3 separate regions of the Mus musculus genome follow, and all the other regions are linked to region 1. A link is a loop called in an ENCODE intact Hi-C map of the cell type or tissue named here. Cell type or tissue: gastrocnemius. All regions are shown on one strand. Each heading gives the region's core, and the rest is flanking DNA. Links, peaks and the distances in the headings are about the cores only. Region 1 holds the start of Kirrel (kirre like nephrin family adhesion molecule 1). Region 2 has its middle 33 kb from the start of Gm24472. Region 3 overlaps Kirrel (kirre like nephrin family adhesion molecule 1).

Region 1 (7,264 bases), core at 1,267-6,266:
TCCTTGGCCTCTAAGGAATGGTTCAGGATGCTTCAGTGCATGCTTGTTTTTCCTCTGCTCATCATGTTTCCGTCACAGTGGAGATTGGAGTGCCTTTGTGCCATTAAAGCAATTCCTTGCTCCTGTACCGTTGTTAGACATCAAAAGCTGGCACCTTAAGGAAAAATGAGACAATGAGACAATGGATTGTTGTTAGAGCATCAGGAAACTCAGGGCCTAACATCTGGAAGGATATGTGCAGCTACCAGAGATACAAGATACAGTGAGAGAGAGACAGCTGCCTCTGCTCGGAGGCGTTTGGAGAAAGGCTATGTCTTCCACACTGTGGGCTGCAGCCTCTCTGCATACTTGCTTGGCAGAGGAGGGTAGAGAGGAGGAAAGGCAAGGTGCTCTCTGAGGCGCCATCACCCTGAGGGACCAGTAGAAGATTCTGTTAGAGCAGAGGTTCTCAGCCTGTGTGTGTGTGTATGGGGGGGGTGTGTCAAACAATCCCTTCACAGGGGTCACACATCAGATATCTTACAAATCAGATGTTTACATTAGAATTCATAACAGCAACAAAATTACAGTTATGAAGTAGCAACAAAAATAAGCCAGGCGTGGTGGCACACGCCTTTAATCCTAGCACTTGGGTGGCAAAGGCAGGCGGATTTCTGAGTTCGAGGCCAGCCTGGTCTACAGAGTGAGTTCCAGGACAGCCAGGGCTACACAGAAAAACCCTGTCTCGAAAAACAAAAAACAAAAATAATATTACAGCTGGGGGTGGTCACCACAACATGAGGAACTGTATTAAAAAGTCACAGCGCTAGGAAGGTTAAAAAACACTGTGTGAAGAGTCGTGATTTTTTTTCCAGGCTGGAAAATGAAGATTTTAGTCTCTCTCTCTTTCTTCCTTTCTTCCTTCCTTCCTTCCTTCCTTCCTTCCTTCCTTCCTTTCTTTCTTTCTTTCTTTCTTTCTTTCTTTCTTTCTTTCTTTCTTTCTTCCTTTCTTCCTTCCTTCCTTCCTTCCTTCCTTCCTTCCTTCCTTCCTTCCTTTCTTTCTTCCTTTCTTCCTTCCTTCCTTCCTTCCTTCCTTCCTTCCTTCCTTCCTTTCTTTCTTTCTTCCTTTCTTTCTTCCTTTCTTCCTTCCTTCCTTCCTTCCTTTCTTTCTTTCTTTCTTTCTTTCTTTCTTTCTTTCTTTCTTTCTTTCTTTCTTTCTTTCTTTCTCTCTCTCTTCTGTAGTAAACATCAGGGAGAGAATCTTCCACTCTCTCTGGCTCAGCATCTGATTTTCTACTTTCAACTATGCTGCTACCTCAGTGGTTAAAATAGATGGCCAGCTTCTTCACTCTCAGAAGTTCTCGACCAAAGAGACATAGACAGTCCTTGCCTTCAAGGAACTCAAGGTCTAATGAGGAGGCACATGTCCTACTAAGGAAGAAGTATATGTAGTATATTGGGACACGCTAGGTTTCTCTTCATAGGACCTCTTGGATACTGGAAGACTCAGTCTCAGGACGCCTCTTTTGAAGAAAGGTAGGTGATGAGACTCCAGGAGACTCAGCTAACTGGATGAGCGTTGGTATTAGAGAGATGAAAATGGAGAAAACCTGGGAAGCTTTACTGGGGTAGCCTGGGAAGAGGGTAAGGGACAGATCTTACTCACAGGTCTGTTAGTAGACAGAAGAGTGCAGATGCATGCTAGGGATGGGCAAGCATGCCGGGAGCAGAGCCTGGAAAACAAGAGTTTTCTCAGCCCCAGTTGCTCGCTCACATGGGGTAGCATTTGAGATTCACCTCTGCAGGCATCTGAGGACAGAATATAGCAAACAGACAGGCACAGATGAAGTTCCTCAGGTCAGGGAATTCTGGGAGTGAATTGAAACTAGTAATGCTAGATGATGCTTTGAAACATCCCCCAGAACAACCCATCCTTTCAGAGCTGTTCTGGAAAAGTCTATCAGGAGACCCTAACACATCTGGTGTTGGAGACTGTTAGGCAAAGGGGCGTAGGAATTTAGGACCTGTGATCCTGAGTAGCTTGTAGGAGTCTGGAGAGGAAAGAAAGTCTTTCAGGATGAGCTGGTGAAGTTTTGTATTTAAAGGGAGAGGAGGAGGCCAGCTAAGGCATAGGGAAGAGTCCTCTGGCTGCTGGGAGTGTTGGTCCTCCTGGCATTTTCTTTGTCTGTGTTTCAGGGTCCCCTTCTAGTGTGTACTCATTCAGAATAAAGGGGAAAGGCTGTCTCACTCCCAGAATTCCCTGACCAGAGAAACGTCATCTGTGCCCGTCTATTTGCTATGTCCTGTCCTCAAATGCCTGCAGAGGTGAATGTCAAATGCTCACAGTTAGATTGAGTGAGTGGTCCAGACGCAATCTGGAACTAGAGGGCACAGAAACACAGTCAAAACTAACCAACTAACCAATCAACCAACCAAACTAACAAACGACCCATAAGTTCATACTCAATGTCAAAGAGGACAGCTTTCCTTGACCAGTTATAGGAAAAGCTGCCCCTTTCTTCCTTCTTTATTCCTGTATTTTGTTTTGTTACCCGTAACATTAAACATAATCTAGTACGTTATACTTCCCACAGACCAATCTCCCCACCCCTCTCTTTGAGTGAACCTTTAAAAGGAAGGAACTTGTGTGTATTCAGGGTGTTATTATATAGGCTGAGTTCCTGGGTTTTTCTTGAACTTACAATTACATTTGGTTTTGTTGTTTGTGTGTTTTGTTGTTGCTGCTGTTGTTTTAAGACAGGCTTTCATTTTAGCCCTGGCTGTCCTGGATCTTCCTAAAAGGACCGGGTTGGCCTTTACTCACAGAGATAAGCCTGCCTCCTCCTTCCCAAGTACTGGGACTAAAGGTGTGAATCATGATGCCCAGCCAGTTCTCCGCCATTGTCTCCTGAGCTAGCGTTACAGACATGCACCACTATACTCGGATTCATTCATTCATTCATTCATTCATTCATTCATTCATTCATTCATTCATTCATTTATAATCTGACTGGTTTTGTGACTGGACCATATCAAGTACCAAAGCAATACCTGTTGAATGATCAGTTGATGAATAAACTAAAAACCCTAACATGTCTGAGTGCATGTGTTTGTATGGATGCTTGTCTCTGTGTGGGGTGGTATTCTTAATCTCTGGATTAGATATCCCTGTCTTAAAATTTTGGTTTTTGTCTATGCTTGCAAATATTTTTAACATAAAGAGAACTCTGAGTCATATTATGCTTTTGAATATGAACTTATGGGTCGTTTGTTAGTTTGGTTGGTTGACTGGTTAGCTGGCTAGTTTTGACTTTGTTTCTGTGCCCTCTAATTGTTCCAGATTGCGTCTGGACCACTCACTCAATCTAACTGTCAAGATTTTTTGAGGAAACTGTGCCCATCTCATATCAGCAGAGGGCACTAGAGCTGTGTGCCTTAGTTCCAAGCCTGAAGATAAAGCTATCTTGGCCAGGAGCTTTTAGGGACTCAGGAGATCTAGAATATGAGAAGGAAGAGGTGGAGGCCTCTCCAGATGGGCGTAATTGCAAAGTTGTGCAATTCCTGTGTTTCTATTATTTCTCCCACACTCAGCAGCCCAGTGAGCAGAAGGATGTATTTAGGGATTGGGAGAGGAGGTGGCTACTACACTGGGTTCTGGACTGGAGAACCCACCCGAATGCACTTCTATTTCGATTCTCCATGTCTTCACCCCAGTGCACCTCAAGTTCCTGAGTGCTTAGAGATCGATCAGTGGCTGCCTTCTGTAGCAAGCCTTCGGGGAGGCACAAGAGAAAGCCACCGAGTTCTTTGGTTTTCCCTCCGGATAGATAAATGTCTGGGGTGAACAAAGGAAGAGTTAACTGCGCCTCTTCATGGCTGCTACGGACTCCAGCGCTGAGGCGGGCCTCAATGTGGCTGGCTGAAGCCCTCAGAAGGGGCTCAAAGACAGTCAAGATTTCTCCAGCCTGAGATTTGTAGGCAAGAAGAGCTTCTCCCTCTCCAACACTCTCGAGTTAATTGAGAATTCTTAATTTAGGCATCTAGGGTTAGATTCTGGGGTTTGGGATTAAAACGAAGAAGAGATCTTAAAGCTTTTACACCCCCATCCCCCAGACGCATAAGAAGCACACCCCTCCTAACACAGTCATCCAAATTGATGAAGGTTCGTCCTCAGTCCTGGCTGCCACCCCATGCCCGGCTCAGTTACACCACTGGGGGTAAAAGTAGGTCTCGCACCAAGCACTGGTGGGCCAGGACCCAGCGGTCCTTGCTCCAGAGCCTGCGACGCCTCGTTCTCCCCACCCCTCCCCACCCCTTGCCTCTGCCCTCAATTCCTTTCTCTTTGCTCTCCTCCCATCTCGGTTCCAGCGAGCGGAGCGAGTGTGTGCGCGCGCGTTGGGGGACCAGGGGAGGGCAGTGGAGGGAGGCGCCGTCGGAGGGAGAGCAGACGTCAGGAAGAGAGGGAGGGAGCCGGGGAGGGAAGAGAGGGAGAGGGAGAGAGAGCGCGCGGCGCGGAGGTTGAGAGAGGCCCCGAGAGATAAAGCCGGAGGGCAGAAATTATTAGGGGGCGCGGGACGAGAGGAGGGGCCAGGGGAGCGAGCCGGCGGCTAGAGAGGCAAGCGAGTGTGCGCCTTGTGTGCAAGGGCGGGAGGGAGGAGAGAGAGCCAGCGGCGGCCCCGCTCGCGCCGACTGGGGCCCAGCGGCGGGCGGACAGCATGCTGAGCCTCCTCATCTGGATCCTCACTCTCTACAACACTTTCTCACAAGGTAAGCCCCAGCCGCGGGCTAGGGAGTCCAGGGAACGGGCGTGGAGTTTCCGGGAGAACACCGAGGAGTTCTTGGTGAAGCGGCCCAACTTGCTTCCTCTGGCTGCGCGGGAGAACAGAGAACTTAGGTCGCAAAAGCCGAGATCCGAGTAGAAAAGGGATCGGAGTGCTCAAAGTCTTTCCTCCAGTTCCTGGCGGTCCTTCCTCCATCCCTCCACTTCCTGGGCCCAGGGCCGGACTACTGGGTCCTGGGCAAGAGAAAGGCTGGGAGGAGATGGGATTTGATTTCAGATTTGGGGGGCGGAGTGCGTGGAAAACACAGACGCAGGCTTCCTAAGATGAGGCTGAGGGATCCTGCTACCCCAATCCAGCCTACAGTCACCTTCATCTGATGTGCGGCTGCATACTGCTTGGGGCTGCCCCTCAAAGGAAGGCTATATTCGGTCCCCCGCCCTGGAGGTTGTGGGTGGGAGATAGAAGTCTAGATACCAGGGTTGTCTGGGTTCAGGGGAAGGGGAGTTGACTGAGCCAGGCACTCACTTCGGGTCAGAAAAGTGCAGGTTTCTGAGGCTCCTTTGGAACTAGCTGGGCAGAGCTGGTAGGAAGAGTGGGAGAGAGATGAGTGCATTCAGGTACACTGGGCTGGATGCACGTGAAGGAACCAAGGGTCCAAACCCCAGCCAGGCCTGGGGTCTGCAGGAAAAGGCTTTTGCCTCCTGAGACTGACTCCAAGGAAGATTTAACACTGTCGAGCCCCTCGCCTGAACTGGAGCACAGAAATCAGACACACAGATAGCTTCCAACAGAGACATGGAGACAGACTACTCACCTAAGGAGACCCCCCCACCACCCACACACACACACACATGGAGACAGACACATACACAAAGACACTGATTGACACCTCTGAAGAAGGAAGATTCCTCTTCTAAGCTGACACACACTTGCCTAGTTATACCCTGGCATCAAACTTAAACTGTACATACATGTTTCCTACATTCAAAGGACATAGCACTCACTCACACAGAATTGCTTCCACACACCCCAGCCATGGAGCAAACAAAGAAACTTGGGGCAGACATTCTTATAGGCAGGCGCCTACAGAGATGTTACAGTCTTCAAAATGGAGGAGGTGGTCTCTCACTGGGGTGGGTGAGTGATCTGGAAAGAGAGAAGCCGCAGAATGGAAAGAGCCCCAGGCATTGGCCAGCTCTCTTCCTCTCCTGAATGGTGTGTGTGTGTGTGTGTGTGTGTGTGTGTGTGTGTGTAGGGGGTGGGGTGCTCCACTGGACCCCCCTCCCCTTTGCTAGCCCTCTCTCCTCCAGCTCGGAAGGCAAAGCTTGGCTTAGCTTAGGGGTCTCAATTCCCTTTCCCTCCCTGGAGCCTCAGGACCCTCTTAGAACATGAGAAGGCGCACATCCGCTGTGTGAGAGCAGGAGTCGAGTTAGGGGGAGGGAGAAAAGAAGGCCTGGTTTCAGGTTGGCCACTTGTCAGAAAGTTGGGAAGATAAGTTAAGTTCTGACTTTGTTCAAGCCAGGTTGCTGGAGAGGGGGAGGGGAAGAGCATGGCCGGTCGAGGGGCAGCTGTGTCAGTTCTGATAGGTGTCAGAAGCAGGCATCTCTCTGCCCCTCTCTTGCAGCCCTCATATTCCAACCAAGTAGAACGAGCTTTAAGAAACAGAAGCTGCAGTTAGCAAACATGAGAGACATGTAGCTTGAATCCCGGCTGACTGGAGGTCAGGGAAAAAAATGCTTGCCGAGTACCTGTCCATCATTGTGGGTGGGTGTGGCTAGGGAAGGCAACCGAATCCCAGCCTACTTGACTCTTATCAGAGGTGAAAGCCAGAACTGCAGAGGGGTGCAGATGTGTGTTTGGGGAGGAAAGCAAAGGGAGAGAGGGGAGTCAGGAGAGCCGCTCGCTCCTCGGCGGAGGGTTGGGGAGGAGACCCTTAGGGGAGAAATGGGGACATGGGGACACTGGCAAGCTGAGGACGAGGCAGGGAGAGTACACAGGGTGGTTGGCTGTGAGCTGGAGGAGGAGGGATGGTAGTGGGAAGTGAGGACGAGGAGAGGTAGTCTGAGGAGCAGCAAAACTGAGAACAGAGAAGAGCCGGGAAGGGGAAATTCAGCCTCGCTGAGAAATAACAGCCGTATTCTAAAGACTTTCGATGGGTTTCATCTATCTTCATTTTTTACTAAATAATTTTCTGTATCTTATCTAAATGAAAACCATTATCTTCCCCCTCCCCCGCTGCCTCGTCCATCACGCCCCAGCTCCCCAGACTGATTGCGCTGAAAATTGAAATATTTATTCATTTTCTAGGAGATTTTTCTCCCTCCCTAGTCTCAGGGAGGAGAAATTGAAAAGGAAGGATTGTAGTTAATCAGAGCAATGTGGGCTGACAGGATGGTCCCCGTGGGAGCTGCCTCCTGAGGCTGGTGGCTCTGGCTATAGGAGGAAAATCTCGTCCTCTGGCACCCCCTCACCCCAAGCTCCTCCTGTCTGTTCTGCCTTTGCTC
Region 2 (7,264 bases), core at 1,475-6,474, 140 kb after region 1:
AGCCTTTTCTGGGGTGCCCTGATATGAAGAGAAGATTAATACTGGGTATTAATACCCGGCAAGATCACTCTGGATCAGGAATCCTGAGTGTTTTGTGTCCAGCCCAGCTCCTGTGTTGGAGCCCGCAAACTCTTTCCCCCATGTTCTCAAATGCAGGGACTGAAAACACAGCATTACACAGGAGACCAATTTTATTGAAATATAGCTCTTGAAAGAATCAGAAAACAGATCTATGGCGTAGTCATCTCCCACGTCCTTTAATAATGCATTGCAGTAAGCAAACCTAGCAGCAGTCTAGTGAGCGCTGATTTCCAGGCTGTATGGAGTGTAAAATTTTCAAGAGCCCTCCACTGGCAGAGGCACTGTGAAAGCATCTCGGGTTCTATTAGTGGCAAAGGTATGGCTAATACTGCTGAGACTTGTGACGAAGGAATATGAAATTCACTTAGAAGCTAGAGCATGTGCAGCGAGTCTCCATCCAAGCTCTCAGACCTACAAACCATGACTATGAATCCCAGGTCAACAGAAGAAGCGGTGGGCCTAAATACGCTTCTAGATGAATTTTAAAAGTGCAGTTTAGGGGTGGGCAGTTGAGGAGATGAAATAAGCCTTCCCTTAGACACAGGGTTTGACAGTACAGATGCCTGCTTTTCCCTGAGTCTACCTAGGAGTTCTGAAATATACAAGGTGTTTTATAAAGCTGGGCCAGGAGACTTGAGGCAGAGAAAGCTGAAGCCTGGCAAGTCCTCTGCTCTGCTGCCAAATGACCTCTTCTCTGGACAGACACTCCAGTCTGCCTTTCTCTAGCACTTCTTGGGTAGTCCCCAGCTTCTCTACACACACACACACACACACACACACACACACAGTCTTCCAGAGACTGCTTGGGCAGGTTTCCCTATGGGCAAGGAAGAGATCAGAAGCTCAAGTAAGTTATGTATCTGCACGTGGAAGGGAAAGGCTGGTTAACTTTCAGTAAGGATAGGATAAAACTGTTGGTATTTATAGGAGTCGAGGTAGCAGGACCTTCTTCTGCAGCATTGACAGACTGGAATGTGCAAAGCTCTTGTCAGACAGCTATACAGTTCTGTACTTCCATACTCAATCCTCCTACTGAGAACTGAGGTGGGGTCTTCTGGGATTTCCTAGGGGAGAAAAACACCAAGTCTCAGATGTGGACCTGGCTGTACCTATGACATACTTGAGGCCTGCAAGTTCCTCTCTCAGGCCACTGGCAGAAGAGACGTCTGTCTGCCCTCAGGAGGAGTCCCTTTGCAAACTCCATGTTATTACGTGGCTTTAATTGACACAGACAGTAAAGTACATGTGTCTTTCAGAGCCAGCTTCTTTAGATCAGGCGTCCACTAAGTCAAAGATCCTTATCACTCCAGGGAGCTTGCCCCTGCTCCAGCACTGTCCGTTTGCAGTGTGGCCCAGACTTTTATATTTTTTTACCTAACTTAACAAGAATTTTTCTACTAGCTATTAAGAACAAGAATTAAAAGAGGACACCTCTGTAGGGCATGGGGGACTGTGTTACCAGACAGACATAAGAACTGGCAAGGTTGAGCGGGCAAACCCTGGGAATCTCAGAGATGTGAGACTGGTAGGGGTAGAACAGCTTCCTACCTGTCCTGTACCTGCTGTGGGACACGGAGCCACGACATCCCACTGGGAGGACCACGCACAGTCAGGTAATGTAACACCTTGAGTTTGTCTCCACACTAATGAGATATCAAGACAGCCTTAAGCCTTCAGCCAATGAACTTCTCCTCTTGGTTATTCCTTCCCACAAAAGGTATTTAATCCCTGGTTTACCCCCAAATAAAGCATATGTGTTCACATCCACCATAAAAATAAAGCAATACGAATAAGCAAGGATCATCTCAGAGACCTGCTTTATGAAGGATCGCATCGGGAAAGGCCTTCAACTAAAGAGCTATGCCTTACACTCCAAGATGCCACGCACTCTGGTCAAGTCAGCTTGACAGGCTGAGGCCTGGAAGCTACTCATGAGGCAGAAGAGTTTCACGGAAACTCACTCCTGGAGTCTGGTGTTCTCTCTAACCCATACATTAATTTTCCATTCCCGCGTTAGTCTAGTGTACGGATCCATGTGCTCTCTTTTAGTATTATCCTATTATAAGTGCTTTTTAAGATTGAATTCTGACATAGCTAAAGCCTTCACCAGTGTTCCAACAGTCCTAGAAAGTCCTTGAGCAGACCATGGGAATTCAGTGACATTCAGAATAGCCTCTGGTACTACACTATCACTTTGAATAAAAGCGAGGTCACTGCCCTACACAGGAATTTACCATCACCTAGGAAGAAGGAAGTTTCAGACCTAAGGAGAAACCAGAATAGATACTTAGAACTATAGCTGAGTTACACCCATACACACGTATTTACAATGGCCTAGGGGGAAGGTGGACTATACAATAGATTAAAATAGGAACTATGGCAAGGGCACAAAGCCCTTGACCCTGGCTTCTAAGATTAAGTGAATCTTAGGTGGAGCCCTTGTTGATTCCAGTTGTTAACAATGAATTCTATCCCAGGTGGTTCCTGTTAGACCTTCTGTGTTTGCATTCCTCTGTTTTATGTAAGAATCCAGTAACCTCTTTGTACCATGCGGGTATGTCACCCAATTTCCTTATTGTCTTCTGTATAAAAAGTTTGATGCTCGATTTGACAAATTACATTCAGATTCTACACAACCTCTCCTGTGTGCGTCTGTTTGTCATTCATCCGACGCTTTGCCCACCCGCGACTAAAGACCCATTCCACGCAGACAAAGGGGCCCAGAGGGTCTGCGGCAGGAAGGAAGGAAGGAAGGAAGGAAGGAAGGAAGGAAGGAAGGAAGGAAGGAAGGAAGGCAGGCTTTCTCTTCTCCAGCCTCTTTGGTGCACCAGGCCCTGACTCCCAATCAGACCAGGTTCCAATCATCTCTGGCTCCTCAAGCCCCAGGGGAAAGGTAGACATGAGGACCTCACCCCCTCACCCCCACCTCACCACACCACACCACACCACACTCCCCACATTCCCCAGCCCCCACCCCCATTTCCTTACCCAGGAACCCAGAGAGGAGCCAAGGAACCACACTCCAGACTTCGCTGTTTCCCTTTCAGGTCTAGAGAAGGAGAACACAGACTGTGAACCTCCGCTCCAGACTTCGTTCTGCCTCCCCCTGGGTGGAGAGGCAGAACACAGTACGCATGCCCTCACAGGAATCTTCTATATCTTCTTAGTACTATAAGGTGGGTATGTATTTTCCTCTTCACTTCACACATGAGAAAGCCGAGGCTCACTAACGCAGGGAACTAGGACCAACAAGCGCATCTTCTGACCCTCCCAGTGCCTTAAAGTTAAAATGGAGTTTTTCAGGGAAACAGCAACTGTGACAGAGGACGGGAGAGTCCGGGCCATACTGAAATCCTTCCTGTTTAAAGGGAAGCTGGTTGTGGGGGCCTCTTCAGGGAGATTTTTTTCCTCTTGGACAGGGAGTCGCCATCCTGTTGTCAAGCCAACGACCCTTTCTCAGAGTTGGGAAATGTCATGGCTTGAGGGAAGTATTTCCTCAAGAGATGTCTCCAGTTCTAGAACATTCAATAAGCGGTTCCCTCTGCTTTTCTAATATTGGGCTATTTCCGCCCTCTGGTGGCCGGAGACGTGAACTACAGCAGGGCTGACATTTCTTAGCTCTCAGCTGCTTACTGTGACAAGGCTAGGAGCCTCACTCACTGTCCAGGGTCCTTAAGACAGGGGAATCAGCACTGGCAGTTCTCCGGTGCAAGTTCTTAAGACAAGGCCTCCCCAGGGAACATGGAGCTCTTTGGTTCAGCTAGGTTGACTCGCCACTGAGCATCAGGGACTTGCTGATTTCTCCCTTTCCTGTGCTGGGATTGTAAATTGTGTGCCTGGCTTTTAACATGGGATCATAGTGAAGGTCTTTGTGCTGAAGGGGCAAGCGTTTTACAGCTGGTCCATCAGTCTAGCCCAAGTCCACAGCTCTTGAGCGTCAGTGTTTTGGAGCATTGAGAAAACACACTCCCTCCCCCTAAATGGAGCAAGACCAGAGCACGCTCTCTTTCTACTCTGCATCCTTTTGAGAAGACAGCTCCACCAATCCCAAGTTCACTAGAGGCCTCACCTTGCTTTGTCATCATTTAACATAGCCACCCCCACCCCAAGAAACCCACGCTGCAGCCAGGGCAGAGAGACTGGGAGTGAGCCAAGGCCCCCTTGCCAGGCTTCTTCTTCTCATTTATAATCACATGAGTTTTCCTGTCGCTGTCCTCAGGACCTACCCTTTCTCATGGGTCTTTCTGGCTGCCTAGTTTCTACTGACACTCCAACTTAACTCACCTATCTAAAAAGTCAAGTCTAAGTCTTCCTGAGCCTGAATTCTCACTCGCAGTCTTTCAGGTATATGCCCAGTGGACTGTCTGGCAGATCTATTTCTGGTTTTTGAGGTACTACGCTGACTTTCATTGTGGCTCCATCAGCTTATACCCCCATCAACAGTGAATAGGGCACTCCTGCTTCACAGACTCACCATCATTGAAGCCGTTGTTTTCTTAATAAAGGCCATGCTTCCTGGGGTGACAAAAACTGTTTTCCCCCCAAGGCAGGGTTTCTCAATGTAGCCCCGGCTGTCCTAGAACTCACACTGTAGCTTAGACTGGCCTCAAACTCAGAGATCTACCTGCCCCTCCGGGATCAAAGGCATGCGATACCTCAGCTTAAGACAAACATCTTAAATTAGTTTTGCTAATTTAAAAAATTAGCTATTTCTTTGATGTCTTAAAGATGTTGATCACTTAATAAGAAATGTTTATTAATCATTTATATTTCTTTTGAGAAATTTTATAACTTATTTTAAATTTGATTGCTTGTTTTTTATATATTCTAGACATTAATACTCTCTCAGACATATAACCAGCAGTCTTTTCTCCCCTCCTGTACTGTGCCTCTTCGTTCATTTCTTCATTTTCTTTGTTGGACAAGTGCTTTTCCACTTTATGAGGACCACTTTTTAATTGTTGGCCTAATTTCTTGGGCAACCATCGTGAAGTGTTTTATGTGGGTTTGGGGGACTCAGTCTAAGGGTCTCATGTTTGCAAGTGTCCTGCCAACGGTGTCATCAACTTCATCCCCTGGAAAGTGTTTTATCTGACAGTTTAACGTCTTTCCTCAGTTTGAGTGCACTCTGACTCATGCTGTGTTCACTGTACTAGGTTAGTTTAGAGAGTTTTGCTTGTCGTTTCCCTTCTAAAAACTTCCCTGCCTTTCTCTTTATTGGGAGTGAATACCCTAGCTGGGCATTCAAGGCTGTTTACCACCCATGAGCATTCTTTTCTAAACCCAGCATTCCTCTGAGTACAGTTGGTTGTCTCCCCTCATCACGGCCCCAGTGCCCTGCAATCCTCAGTCCAGCTGTCAGTTGTCATAGCATTGTACCTGCTTTAAGAAGCCAGGCCTGATGAGTCTAGCCACAGAGCCTCTTTAGTTTCAGATTAGACAGGCATCTTTGAGGATACATTCTTTGGCTTTTTTGGAGACATCCACGGGAGATTCTTCTCCACCTCTGTACTGAAGCTTCCTGAAGGAAGGAGCAATGTCACATTCTTGGTTTTTGTATGACCACAAGACACTGGGTGTTGTGGTAGCTGGTACCTGGTGGCTCATCCTCATAGGTGCAGGATCTAAGGCTGCACTTGGAGCTGAGGGTGGTAAGAAGAAGCCGCAGAAAAGGCAGCAGAGACAGGTGCAGAACACCGAGTCAGGGACTCTCTGCTCAATCCCCAGTAGAGAACACCGCATGCACTGAGAGAGAGAGAGAGAGAGAGAGAGAGAGAGAGAGAGCTTCCTTCAACCAAGGAGTATCTTCTACAGAGAGTGAGCAACGCAGTGTGGCAGAAGAAAGTATGCTGGGCTTTGATGGGAGTGTCTGAGTTTATGACTGGCCTCTCCAATGCTCTAGGCCTCCGCTTTAGCTCTATAGTGCCAATAATGCCCTGTCGTTAGAGTCGAGACCACACTCAAGAGCCAACACAGAATTGAGGTGTAATATTTTTACAATTCCAAAACTGTATGTGTCAGATGGGCATAGGGACTGACTTACATGGGCAACTTGATTTCACAAGGGAGCACTTGGCTACCAGCTGCTATACAAGGACTATGCTAACTGACCTTTGCTGCCACCTGCTGTCCATACGCTTACAATGCAGCCTGTCTGCCTTGTCATTTAGCTCCAAATGATGGACATTGAGGGGAATACAGGGTGCAAAAGGAATGAGGGAGTTTGTGGACGTCCTTGAGTATAGAAGAAGGTGGCTAAGCTGTATTGTGGGACGATGGATTATTGTCCCTGGAAGTTACGGAACTGCCAGGTCTGGAGTTAAGTCACTCACATCGTTAATAAACGAAGGGATACACTTCCCGAAACACTTCAGAGATCTGCCGTTCCCAGTGCTGCTCTTCCTTTGCTTGTCAGTGCCCACGGGGTTTTCCAGCCCTTGCTGTTGTCACAGTCACTTTCTGAGGCACAGAGCTGCTAACTATCTTTCTCTTTTCTGCTGTGACCCCGTTACCCTGTTACCTGTTACCTGTTCCTGCCACCACGCCCACAGATCATCTGCTTCATGCCCCACTTATCCTGTATCTCTCAGCACGTGCATTACTTCCTCCCATGATTCTTCTACATCTTAGAATCCTTTTATATGCTCTGTGGTAGTTTGAATAGGTAAAGCCCCTACAGACTCATGGGTTTGAATGCTTGGCCCATGGGGAGTGGCACTATACTCATTGGACTAGGCATGGCCTTGATGGAGGAAGTGTGTCACCCTGTAGGTGGGCTTTGAGGTCTCCTATGTTCAGGCTCTGCCCAGGGTAGGACACAGTCTCTTTCTGATGCCTTTGGACCAAGATGTAGAACTCTCAGCTCCTTCTCCAGCACCATGTTTGCCTGGACACGGTAGTGCTTCCCACCATGATGATAGTGGAGTGAACCTCTGAAACTGTAAGCCAGCCCCAATTAGATGTTTTCCTTTATAATAGTTGCCTTGGTCATGGAGTCTTTTCACAGTAATTAAAACCCTAACTAAGACACCGACTCTTCGATACATTGCACAATAAGAGCATCTGTAGGCCCAAAAGAAATGTGTAGGGGAAGACAGGAGTGTCGATGCCTGTACAGACTTATTGTGGAGTGATGTCTAGAAACCACACCCACCAGTATACATGGTTCTTATCCCCACTCCTT
Region 3 (7,264 bases), core at 847-5,846, 85 kb after region 1:
ACTCTCTCTGCAGACCTCACTCCCCTCACACTGGCTCGGTGAGGAGACCTTGTTAGGGCCTCTGAGGGACAAACAGGCTCAGGGCCTTCAGGGGGCTCAACCAAGACCACGTGACAGTAAGGGAGGGGCCGGGATCTGAAGGGCACTGATCTAAATTCCACCCTCTTTTCCACTCTGCCACTCCACATGTACAAATTGAACAGAACGCTGTGTCAGCAACTGTACCTCCGGCTCAGAAACCTTCATTTCACCCACGCCGGGACAGCCCTGTCTGCCTCCAGCTCCGTGGACCTCCTGAGATCTCCCATCAAGGGTCTCCTCTAGAACTTTCTTCTCAGTCTCCCTAGTCTTGTTTTTCTCAGGGAAAAAAAAAAAAGATGAATTCGGTGCAGGCCTAGACTACATAATGAGTCTCTCTCTCTCAAGTTAATTAAGTGAATAAATAAATATTTTATTAAAAAAGAGGAACTCTTATCCTAGGGGAACTTTAAGACTCTTGGCCTTGGGAAACACAGGGTTTGGCTCACCTTAACATTTAGAAGTCTGTGGCAATGGTATTAGAAAAGGCACCTTACTTCTTAAAACCACATGTATCGCCAACTCAGGTGCTTAAGCACACAGCAAAGGCCTGTTTTAGCTATACATTAGGCAGCGGAGAATCTTTTTAAATGCCAGTAAGACCTGGGCCTGCTTATCCCAGGGCATTGAAGTAGGGGAGACAACCACCAAGGGTAGCCAGTGGGCAGATAACACTCAGTACCGCCGCAGGTGGACACGAAGCTTTCTGCATCCCCCAGGATTTGGCCAGGGTGATAACAGCAGCTCTGGGCGAGGGCAGGAAACAGCAGAGGCTAAACGAGGAGGTAAGGGTCTGCAGGGCTTGAGGACCCTAAAACAGGAGGCTGATACCTGAGAAGCCATGCTATAGGCAGCTGCAGCCTCTGGAGGTGTTTGAGCAGGAGAACAACACACCCTTAACTGCTATGAAGAAATAACCTGGCGAAGGTGTGGTAGATAGAGTTGACCATCCAGCCATTCCAGGCAGATGGATGGGGCTAGGTGTAAGGATACCCTTCCTTCCCGAGGGTATGATCTGACCTCAAGACCTTGAGGTGGCCCTCTATACTCTCCTGGGCAACAGCGGTGAGTATAGAGCAAACAATAGGAGCCGCTGTGAGAGAGTATCCCGCAAGCTGGGTGAATTCTCCCCGGGGAGCACTGTGTAGAGTGATTGTAAGTGGGGCTCTGGCGGCATTGCCCTGCCGAGGGGACACATGCCCGCCGACAGAAGGATGCCTCAGTTCGCTGCATCCCGAGCTGATTTTCTTCTCCTCTTCCCTCCAGTTCCTCCAGAGGAAACAAGGATTGATGGGGGCCCGGTGATTCTGCTGCAAGCAGGCACCCCCTACAACCTCACGTGCAGAGCATTTAATGCCAAACCTGCTGCCACCATCATTTGGTTCCGAGATGGGACACAGCAGGAGGGGGCTGTGACTAGCACGGTGAGGACCTGCCTGCCCCCTCTGGCCCCTCTTAGCCCCAGCTTCTCATTGTCTCTCCTTTCCCTCTTACACGGGTAGATGTGGTAAGACCCTTTTATCATACAGTTGTGACGACTGAGGCCCAGAGGAGATAAATGGGCTCCCCGGTTCACTGTGCCATTTCCATAAGTACTTCCTTTTTGCTAAGTACCATGCCTGGTAGACATGTTATGGGCAATTTCTCTTAAACCTCAGAAGAGTCCCATAAAGTAGGTGTTGCTTCCAACTTACAAAGGAGGAGGTTGATGGTCAGAGAAGGCAAGGGCCCAGCTGGATGTCACTCAGAGAGCAAGCAGCGAAGTTGGCATTCGATACTGGAGTCCGGCTGCACTATTGATCCTTTACTGTCCTCTGTCAGAATGGCAAAAGGCTGCAGGAACCAGGGTTGTGTGCATATTCTCAGAGTCACACAGCAAAGCTGATGGCAGTGGCTAGCATGTTTGTGCACCTTGCCCTGGGCTGGGCACTGTGAGAGCCACTTCCCAGTGGGACGAGAACCTGCCCACCTGTGTGTCCTAGAGTGTGAGGATGGGGGGCCTGGGTTCTGGCTGTAGCTCATAGTGACCTCCATGCCCTGGAACAAATATCTTCCTTCTGCCCTTTCATAAATGATTATTTGACCCCAATGGGGCCCAACTTTTTTTTTTTTTTTAACCATCAAAAACTGTTATTTTTCTCCTGGGGGATACATGTTTTAAAATATATTGGCAGCCAAACAAGTTGATGGGCTAATAGCATTTGTTATCTGCTCCTGTCTTTTGCTGATTCTCTTAAGACTGGTGATTCCAAATATCACTGTGTTTTGCATCAGTTAGGTGCTGCTGTGGTCTCCTAGAGATGCACACATAGCTGTCTGAAGGAAAGGCCTTGCTCTTGTTCACAGTGTGGTTTCCTTAAGTGGGTGGGTGACAATATGGAAAATGACTGCAGTGTCACTGAGCCAGCATGCTGAGCTGATGAATCTGTCTCAGTAATCCAGGACCTTAGAGCCACCCCTGAAACACATGGTACCCAGGGCCAAGTGTAAGACACTCACTCTCACTGTAAGTGGTTCAGGCAGGAGAGAGCCCAGAGGTCTGGACAGGCCTGAGAAGGCTTTCTAAAAGCGGAGAAACTCACTGTGGGCTTAGAGAATTCCAGGAATTCAACACTACAGAGGGAAGCTCGTGTGCACCACAGGCTTCAGTTAGTTTTAAGATATCAATATTAGAATATCTGTTATAATACGATTTCTACACTCCTGTAAGATGTAATAATGGGGGAAGCTGTGGTAGAGAGGAGAAACTACCTTTCTGTTTGATTTTTCTGTAAATTGCAGAAAGCTATTTAAAATACCCAACTACTTTACAATGAAGTTGGAATAGGGAGGGAGATGCACTTTAAAGGTCTGCCCTTTGGTGTCTCTGAGAGCAGAGGTGGGGCTTTTAGCCTTGACTCCCATCTTCCCTCACCCCCAGGAGCTGCTGAAGGATGGGAAAAGGGAGACCACAATCAGCCAACTGCTCATTGAGCCCACAGACCTAGACATTGGCCGCGTATTCACCTGTCGCAGTATGAATGAGGCCATCCCCAATGGCAAGGAGACATCCATTGAGCTTGATGTGCACCGTGAGTAGGGCATTGGGTAGGCTACGTGAAGTGGGGACATAGCAGCCTGAGAAGTACAGAATAAGGAAGGAGCCTAGGGGTCCAGGACTAATGTTCCCCTCATTTCCTGGTTTAAGCCATGGGCAATAATGGTTGGTGGGTGGAGCATTGAGTATAGTATTGTACCTGCTTACTTGAGTTGTGAGTATTAAAGACATTATGGTACAGGAGCATGTAGCATGGCTAGCATGGCTAGCATAGCATCCTGCCAGATGTCCATGCATTCCTCCTAGTCAGGGATGCTCTTACCCTGGCCCTTTACAGTAAGCTGAACTAACCCACAGTGCCACCTAGTGGTCATAGTAGGTCATTACATCCACTGGATAATTCCCTTGCTATCATTCTTGGCCTGAGCCACCGGAAAGACTCTGTGTAGAAAGGGTGAGGGTGATAGCTGATATTTTGTAAACTTCAATTCTCACTTCACATCAAGGTGGTATGAATACACATGTGACAGAGGGAAAGGGAGAAACTCGGGGACAGAAAGGACCCTGACCTCCTATCCCGTACTTTGCAGACCCTCCCACAGTGACTCTGTCCATCGAGCCCCAGACAGTGCTGGAAGGCGAGCGTGTCATTTTTACATGCCAGGCCACAGCCAACCCAGAGATCTTGGGCTACAGGTGAGGGGATTGGGTTTTGGGAGTGCTATGCACCTGATAAATGGAGAGGTGCTTGGGACTGAGGTGGTTGTGGGGTGGGGGGCGGGCTACGGAGGAGACCAGAGTCCCTGAATATAACAGAGAGTCCCAGGTTCTGATCTCCCATCCCTGGGCCTCATCCTCTAGGTGGGCCAAAGGGGGCTTCTTGATTGAAGACGCCCATGAGAGTCGCTATGAGACAAACGTTGACTATTCCTTCTTCACGGAGCCTGTGTCTTGTGAGGTTTATAACAAAGTCGGGAGCACCAATGTCAGCACTTTAGTGAATGTTCACTGTGAGTAGCTGGGAGGGGAGCAGCAGGGGAGGGGGCAGAGAGCAGGACCCTTCGAAGGTCCTGGGGTACAGGGGACGAAAACTCCACTAACCTGGTAGACAGGGGTAAACATGGGAGGTAGGGGTCAGGAAGAGAGACAGCCAGTCAGAGCTGATGATTCTCAGGCACCTGAGACTCTGACCAGCCACCTCTCTCCCCATCAGTCGCCCCCCGGATTGTAGTTTACCCAAAGCCCACCACCACAGACATTGGATCTGATGTGACCCTCACCTGTGTCTGGGTTGGGAATCCTCCCCTCACCCTCACCTGGACCAAGAAGGACTCAAACATGGTAAGCCTCTCTCTTCCTGCCTGTTCTGAGCGCTGGGCGTGGGGGTGGGGGGTGGGGGTGGAGCACAGACTTGCTGGCGCAGTGAAGAGAACGGGAGGGATGGGGTTGGTCTTTCACATCGAAACTGGACCATTTCTAGGTCTTGGGGTTTGGGAGGAAAGAGGGTACTTGCAGTCAGCCATACCTCTTCTCCTTGGACTTGCATAGAACTCAGGGTGAAGTGGAGGGGGGGGGGAGGTGCTGCTGTGGTAGTCAGATCTAGGGCATTCATTAATGATGCGGAGGTGGTAGGGAATCGCACAAAGAAAGCTGAAGTACACAGTTCTAACGACTCCTATTTGACAGTTAGGGCCAGAACTGTAAAGGGAAATTTCAGACTAAACTGGCTTACCTGGCTTGGTAATAAAATCATAGGGACGAATCATCAGAAAGGACTGTATCCTTTTAGTTATCGTAGCAGGCACCTGTGCACTTGGGCAGGCGCTTATTGCCAGCCTGCTTAGAGTCTTAGGGAGTCTTAGCCTGACTCAGGAAGCCATTTACCTTCTGGGAATTCACTTGTGGCCCTTCATGCTTTCTTTCCCATGCCTCCAATGCGGGGGCCCTCACCGACCCAGGGGCCCAGGCTTCCTGGCTCCCCACCCGAGGCTAATCTCTCTGCCCAGGTCCTGAGTAACAGCAATCAACTGTTGCTGAAGTCAGTGACCCAGGCAGATGCTGGCACCTATACCTGCCGGGCCATCGTGCCTCGGATCGGAGTGGCTGAGCGAGAGGTACCGCTTTATGTAAACGGTGAGTGCCTTAAGAGGCCGAGACCTGTCCAAAGAGCACTGAAGCTGTTGGCCTGAGATCTGACCGGCCTGACTGGGTCTTCCTGCCTATAGGACCTCCTATCATCTCCAGCGAGGCGGTACAGTTTGCTGTGAGAGGTGATGGCGGTAAGGTGGAGTGCTTTATCGGGAGTACCCCACCTCCGGATCGAATTGTGAGTACTGGGTTGGCGTGGGCAGGCAGCCCTTGGTGTGTCCCATCTGCCCGGCTTCATCTCCCCACCCTCTTCTACTCTCAGAATCCTCCGCCTTTTAGTTTCTGTACCATTTCACCTGTTCAAATACGACCTCCTCCCTTACTTGTGTGATGATGAACAGATTAGTGGTTTGAACCCCAGTTTCTCATCTGTGACAAGGAGGCCATCTCCCCTCATAAAAGTCATTACAGCCACAGTTGTGAGGAACCTAGTAGTGGCCCCGGGTGGTGGTGGCGCACACCTTTAATCTAAGCACTCGGGAGGCAGAGGCAGCGGATTTCTGAGTTCGAGGCCAGCCTGGTCTACAGAGTGAGTTCCAGGACAGCCAGGGCTACACAGAGAAACCCGAGAAACCCTGTCTCGAAAAGAAAAGAGAAAGAAAGAATGAGCCTACTGCAGTTCCTTGGAGTCAGGCTTCTTTCTTGCAAAGGTCCTTCCTCTGCCCTCATCTTCCACCCTTGCTAATACCTTCCAGTCTTTCTTCGTACCTCCCTCTCCTTCCTCCATCCCCTCTGCTCCCCCTCCCACCTGTCCGCTCTTCTCCCGTTTCTCCTGCCTTCCTCCCACAATCCCTGACCATCCCTCATTCCTTTCTCCTCTCCCCTATACCATAAACAATTAATTCCTCCTGTGGCCACTAACCATCAAAACCCTCATCACATTTAATGACCATTTGGCTAACTCCAGGGCTGCCCAGGGATACTTCATTACCACAGCTGCCTAGGCAGAAGACGGTTTGGCTCCCGGGAGGTTTGCCTCATCGAGCTGGGAGGACTGATCCCTGGAAAGGAGCCAGAGCTCAGCTGCTCCTCTTCCTTAGCCTCCCTTATGCCATGAGAGCACACAGTTAGGACTGCCCCAACTGGGACGGCAGGGACGGAAGGCCTTGGGGATCCGCCTCTTGACTCCCGGCTCATAATTAAGATACATCTCTAGAGAGCCTAGCAGGTTTCTGTGGGTTGATTCATGGTAAGGCTGGTAAGATAGACTTGGGTGCGGTTAGAATCACGAGGCTGAGCATTGCCTCACATGGTCAGAATCTGCCATTGCGGAGATAAAGACAATGAGGCCCTGAGAGGGAAATCACGGCCTCATGGTTGCTCTGGGGTGAGAGGAATAGAAAACGGAGCCCAGGGATCTCAAGTCTCAACCCAGTCTTCCCAGCAACATCCAAGATCCGAATACCAGCTCATTAGCTCAGCTGCCTCCCCATCACAAAATACCACCCAGTGTCACACTTAGAGCACGGGACCTCGGCAAAAGCTGATTGCTGGACCTCTCCCTTACATTCATACTTGGTACATAAACCTCAAGGATGCAGTTTTTTAGAGTCTCTCTAGATAAATCTGATGTCTACTGTATGGGAGCCACAACTTGTGGAGCAGACGTTCAGTGTTGGGTTGTTTCCGAATGAGGGTATGTAGGGCCTGAGGACCACACATGTGCTGGGTGAGGTTACCTGAGAGTGGGTTGGGTCTCCCTGGGGCATGAGCTTCTTCCACGCATCCTTTTCTTACATCCTTCCTGCCTTCCCCCATCCCAGGCATGGGCATGGAAGGAGAACTTCCTCGAGGTGGGGACCCTGGAACGCTACACCGTGGAGAGGACGAACTCAGGCAGCGGTGTGCTGTCCACGCTCACCATTAATAATGTCATGGAGGCGGACTTCCAGACCCACTACAACTGCACTGCCTGGAACAGCTTTGGACCAGGCACAGCCATCATCCAGCTGGAAGAGCGAGGTCAGCCACGCTAACTGCCGGGATAGCCTGAAGTTCCAT

What was found. Peaks named below come from ENCODE experiments on the same cell type or tissue, not always from the same donor. Only the 100,000 strongest peaks of a DNase experiment are listed, where the experiment ranks them.
Region 2: a loop joins it to region 1, with 6 times the contacts of the local background. A loop is called at or near these places in 18 of 42 quality-filtered maps.
Region 3: it touches region 1 in a loop (10-fold over the local background); 30 of 42 quality-filtered maps call a loop at or near these places.

The regions. Positions count from the first base shown.
Region 1 is chr3:87,171,878-87,179,141 of GRCm38, reverse strand. It overlaps Kirrel (kirre like nephrin family adhesion molecule 1), which reads left to right and starts at 4,605. Exons shown (of 16, transcript NM_001170985.2): 1 at 4,605-4,746. In gastrocnemius, for the core only: CTCF peaks have their summits at 3,392 (motif pointing right), 4,157 and 4,365 (motif pointing right); DNase peaks (open chromatin) are centred at 3,400 and 4,454; H3K4me3 peaks cover 2,717 bases; H3K27ac peaks cover 2,739 bases.
Region 2 is chr3:87,029,988-87,037,251 of GRCm38, reverse strand. No RefSeq gene overlaps it. Among named protein-coding and RNA genes, the nearest start is that of Gm24472, 33 kb to the left of the region's middle. In gastrocnemius, for the core only: CTCF peaks have their summits at 3,667 (motif pointing left) and 6,214 (motif pointing left); DNase peaks (open chromatin) are centred at 3,668 and 6,205.
Region 3 is chr3:87,086,343-87,093,606 of GRCm38, reverse strand. Kirrel (kirre like nephrin family adhesion molecule 1) reads left to right here. Exons shown (of 16, transcript NM_001170985.2): 5 at 1,345-1,502; 6 at 2,999-3,149; 7 at 3,706-3,811; 8 at 3,977-4,125; 9 at 4,329-4,456; 10 at 5,122-5,248; 11 at 5,341-5,441; 12 at 7,027-7,225. Among named protein-coding and RNA genes, the nearest start is that of Gm24472, 23 kb to the right of the region's middle. In gastrocnemius, for the core only: a CTCF peak has its summit at 3,481 (motif pointing left); a DNase peak (open chromatin) is centred at 3,474.